2 separate regions of the Homo sapiens genome follow, and region 2 is linked to region 1. Evidence: chromatin loops called from intact Hi-C (ENCODE). Cell type or tissue: heart right ventricle. All regions are shown on one strand.

Region 1 (2,500 bases):
TCTCCTTTTCTTGGACCATGGGGGAAAGCAAAGGCTGGATTCTGATCGTCTAAGAGCTAAAAGGGACCACAGAGGCCATCCTTACTATCCGTTTACAGCTGAGGACACTGAGGGTTAATAACTTACCAAGGCCATGCAATTAGTGGCATTGGCAGCACTAGAACTCAGGCTTCTTGACTTCCAGAGAGTTAGAATGGAGCACTTCTAATCCTTTATGCAGGGTAGGGTAGTAGCCAGAGATGGAAACCCTACTACTGGCTTCAGCCATTATTCTGATTATCTTCTTCACTATCAAGCACTCCTTCATTTCCGATCCTCCAAACAATTGGACAATTTATTAATGTAGTCACCCCATAGTTCTCTGTTCAGTAGGGACTTATTTTCAAATCTTCTCTGTCATTTCAGTTATCCACCCCATAAGGAACAAATTATGGTTTCTCGACATCCTTTTGAAAACGTGCAACCCAAACTAACCGCACAGCTTCAAAGATCTGTTTGGTGAGGTAAAATGATGTCTTTGTGTTCTGCTTTTCAATGCATCCTAATTTGACTTTTGGTTTTGCTCATTTGTTAGTAAATTTTCAACACTTTACTTACTTTTACCGTGTCAGTAAAGACCTTGAGGAATTTACATAGTTGATCTATTTCTATAAGGGTGCTCTCCTGAACCTTGTCCTGTGTGAAGGCCCGCCTTTTTTCTTTTTTCTCTTTGTTTCTCTCTTTTTTTCATTTGTTAGCTTGTCAGTAATGACCGGGTGGCGGATACATGTCAAGAAAACTAATCACCTTCTAACAGGATTAAGACTAGAATTAATGCAGATCTTGTGCCCTTCCTGTTCCCGCTTTGGCAGCCCAAGGTCCACCACTGCTCAGAGACTAGCTGGAGGGCAACGGCGTCCCATAGCATCTCACACTGTGTTGGGATCCTAGGTGGTGACCTTTGTGAGATTCAGTACTGAGTTTCTGGGAGACGGCGCTGCGGTTGTGATCGGAATTGTTGGCCGACGCACCTCTGGACGCCCAGTGAGGCAAAAGCATCTCCTGTTTTCAAGGTGATGACACTGGGCTGGAATGCCGCGGGGCCAACCAGTCCGTCCTGCCAGACAAGTTTCTGGTCCAGTGAGCCTCCGACCCGCCGCGCGTGTCAAGCTGACAAGGCCGGGGAGGCGTTTGAAGCAGCAGTGTTGAGCGCTGTTAACATTTAGCGGGCGTCTTTGAGTAGCTCCTCCAGCCCTCGCAGCGGCCCAGGGACTAGCCTGCAAGTTCTCAACGCTCACTTCCAGCCCGCGCTGGCCCCGCCTCCGCCTCCCAGCTCCTCAGCCTCCTCCCGCCCCACCGCTCCCACCTTTTCTCAGGCCCCCACCTGCCAGCACGCAGAGGCGGGGGCGGGGTCGCGGGCCGGGCTCCTGACGTCACCTCACGGGGAGGCGGGGCTGTGGGAACCGCAGTGCAGCGCAGAGGGGCGGGGCCTGCGGCGCGAGACCTGGTGCGGGAGGCCCGGGCAGGGAGAAGTGTGCGGGGCCGGGACAAGCCGGCTCCGAGTCCGGCTCCGGGGGGCGGGGCGGGAGGGGCCTGCGCGGCGGCGGGAGCCCAGAGCCGCGCTAAAGCGGGTCAAGCGTCCTCCTTTTCTCCCCGCCCCTTCTCCTCCTCCTACCTGGGCCTCTGCGTGGAGACGCGCACCTGGCAACCGGAGGCCGCGTCTCCGCCTTCTCTGCTCGCGCCTGGCGCCCGGAGCCTGCCCGGGACCTCCGCCGGAGCCGCGCTCGCTGCAGGCGGCCTCGAGCGCTCTCTCGTTGATGCCGTTTTGGAGGTGACCGGCGCGGCGGCCGCTCTATGGTGGGGCCGCGTTAGTGGCTGCGGCTCCGCGGGACTCCAGGGCGCGGCTGCGAGGTGGCGGGGCGCCCCGCCTGCAGAACCCTGCTTGCAGCTCAGGTTTCGGGGTGCTTGAGGAGGCCGCCACGGCAGCGCGGGAGCGGAAGATGTTGGAGCTGAGGCACCGGGGAAGCTGCCCCGGCCCCAGGGAAGCGGTGTCGCCGCCACACCGCGAGGGAGAGGCGGCCGGCGGCGACCACGAAACCGAGAGCACCAGCGACAAAGTAAGTGGAGCCGAGAGAGGCGGACGCCGCGCCCTGGCTGGGTCCTGGTTGGAAGCGGGACACTTGAGAGCAAGGGTGGGGCCCGTCCAGCGTCAGGTGAGGCTGCACGCTGCCGGTGCACCTTCCTCCCTGCCTGGCACTGCTTCCTCCTTCTCCAGAGGGGGTCGGGACCCGGGATCCCAGTGGCGGTGAGGTTCCCAGGATGACCGCGGCCGCTGCCCGGGAGAAATGGGCCACTCAACCCGGCTTACAGTTTAGCTTCATCCTCTTCCGGTCCCTTCTTCAGGATCTGGGGCCGACGCTGGAATCAGGAGGGAACCTGTCCTCCTAGGGGCTGCAGTGCAGTTAGTAGCTGCCACCTCACCTCTCTTTTCAGTAGAGGGAACAAAGTTAGTAAGGACTAG
Region 2 (2,500 bases), 90 kb after region 1:
GCCGCTGTCCTTTGCATGATGCCTCTGTGAGGGTGTGAAGGCCTTTCCTTTCGCACCTGTGAAGGTGTGAAGGCCTATCTTGGGCCATTAATGATTCTATATTTTTCAAATCACAGGGCTTTTAGAATTGTTCATAATGTTATCACTAAGTTTCTGAAAATGTTAAAATCTAGATTAATTGTTTCATTTTTAATATATATTATATATATATATATATGTACATAACACACATTTAAAAAAATCCCACCACCAAGCCTTTTCTCTGTAAACTAATCTCTTAGCCCCTTCCAGCTTTAATCCCCCTGGATTTGTGTGTTCTGTATCCAACTAGTAGAACAAATTAAATAACTAAATATTAAAATACTGTAATTATATTCATAGCAAAAACAAAAAAATAGACATTGATACAGTATAAATCTCACTGTTTTCAGGTAGATGACATTAAATGGTAAAGGTTAATTTTAAGCAGTTCTGACATGATTCAGTTTTACAACAAAGTTTATATGTTAATTCTGTACACTTCTTTCTTTCCTTTTTTTACCCCTTGTTTGAAAATAAGCTATAGTAGAACATTAGTGTCACCAAAGACACATACTTATTATGTTCTATGCAAGATAAGCTAATTTTGGGTTACATGCAAATATATTTCCATTAGTTGAGACAGGGCTGTTTCCTGCACTACACTGGTCATCTGACCACCTTTCTGCAATGCTAAGAAGGTATTCTTTGACCAAACAGCAGTCCACATACAAGTTTAAAAGGGGCCCTGTTTATGTAGGAACAACACTGAGGTGGTGCGTAGCCAGGTACAAGACGCCCAAATATTTCCAGTTTATCTTACGGCTGGACTCCTATTCTCCCACACTGTTTCCTAAAGAAGGTCCACATTATTTTGGTTACTAGCCTAGTTTAAGTGGAGATACTGTGGGCAACTTGAAAGAAATGACATCAGGCACACAGGCTGAGCTTGAAAGGAAAAAAAGACCACAGATAATGTCTTTGGGGATTTAAAAAAACATATTTATAATTAATTGGTAAGTGAGGGATGTCAGACAAACCATAAGTAGTTCATTGAGTTAGTGGTTTAGTTTGAAGTTTCATGTTACAGGCAGTTAAGTCCTTATTTAGAAAAAAGGCCTTTTATATCTATTTACAATATACATAGTTACTTGCAAAGAAGTCAGATTTACAACCATTTTCTAAAAGCCTTTTTTGTTGTTGGTTTTTCCAAATAAGGATGAGTAGCTCTATAAAAATGAGATGCAAGAAAAGAGAGTTAATAAGTGAGGATTTTTCTCTTGGAGACAGCTACTGTCATCAGGGAGAACTGGAGGTCGAAAGTGTTGCTCCTAGGAACCACCTCATATTCTTCTTGTGCTGTTCACCTGAATCGCGTCTGCCCCATTCCTGTACTCTACACCCGTTTTATTCAATGATCCCTTTGAATTTTAACACTTCAAACACGTGGTATGAAGAGATGTGTAAACGGAGACTGTTTTCAATGCCTTCCAAGCTGGGACAGGAGAATCGGGAAGGGGTCTACAGACCATGGTCTCCACTCAGCTTGTTGAATCTTCAACAATTTCGAGGCCCATCTTCTGAACCTCTCTCATGCTGTAAGTTATAATAACAGTTCTGACAAACACGCACCGGGGATGAGATTTTCAAGCGTTTGATTTCAGATTGAAAGCGACTGCACCTAAAGGAAAGGAAAAGTCAATTAATTATAGGTCTTCTCCATGCTTGATCATGGGCACCGGAAACATTAATAATCGAATGGAAAGCTTGCAGTAAAATGCCAAAGGCCATACTGGTTTGTGTTGTGTGGCTGAACAAGGACTAAAAGGAAAGCTGTATTATTTGTTTCAGTCTATGAAGAAAAGCAGTATTAAACCAGGGAAGCTATTTCTTTGACTGACAAGAATTAAAAAAACGAAAACAAAAAAACAGAGTTAAGATTTTCCTATACAATGAGGCCAAGGTGTCTGAACAGTGATGTAAGGCCATTCTACCTGTGTAGACTAATTCTCATGGCCTATAAGCTTGGGAGGTATGTCAATGTCTTTACCTGGAGCTTGACATATTTCTCTTGGAAATCAGAAAAACTCACTAGCGGAAATTAGAAGACTCACTAATGAGTATCTATTTTCAAGAGAATTACTAATGACTCATTAGTGAGTCTTCTAATTTCCAAAAGAAATATGAGTTTGATCACTATCAAGTTCCATTGTGCTTTTAAACATTTTGATTGATCCACTCTTTAATCATTTCTTAAACAGTTAGACTGGCTTTCCTTTTCCAGTCCCAACACCCTCATTTCCTATTTATCTTGCTAGAACTGTTTGAAGGAGACTATTCTTAAGAGATGTTCAAATTCTTTAAGAAGTATTCAGAGTTCCTATTCCTGGAATAAAGCCAGGTGTGACTCAGGATGTGGTATTAAATCACTTTAGGCTTGGATTTTCAGAAGATTGAAATGGAAATGAAAAAAAAAATTTTT

The links. A loop is a pair of places that touch in the nucleus more often than their neighbours do. Peaks named below come from ENCODE experiments on the same cell type or tissue, not always from the same donor. Only the 100,000 strongest peaks of a DNase experiment are listed, where the experiment ranks them.
Region 2: it touches region 1 in a loop (4-fold over the local background); 15 of 110 quality-filtered maps call a loop at or near these places.

What each region holds. Positions count from the first base shown.
Region 1 is chr4:84,581,423-84,583,922 of GRCh38, forward strand. It overlaps CDS1 (CDP-diacylglycerol synthase 1), which reads left to right and starts at 1,705. Exons shown (of 13, transcript NM_001263.4): 1 at 1,705-2,096. The coding sequence starts at 1,980. It overlaps LOC102723338 (a long non-coding RNA gene), which reads right to left and starts at 799. Exons shown (of 8, transcript XR_007058460.1): 1 at 127-799. RefSeq lists silencers at 1,312-1,521, 1,562-1,661 and an enhancer at 1,498-2,451. In heart right ventricle, no CTCF peak of the experiment used is centred here; DNase peaks (open chromatin) are centred at 1,299 and 2,132; H3K4me3 peaks cover 1,765 bases; H3K27me3 peaks cover 1,783 bases.
Region 2 is chr4:84,671,293-84,673,792 of GRCh38, forward strand. It overlaps WDFY3 (WD repeat and FYVE domain containing 3), which reads right to left. Exons shown (of 68, transcript NM_014991.6): 68 at 1-1,699. The coding sequence ends at 1,576. Among named protein-coding and RNA genes, the nearest start is that of CDS1, 89 kb to the left of the region's middle. In heart right ventricle, no CTCF peak of the experiment used is centred here; no DNase peak of the experiment used is centred here.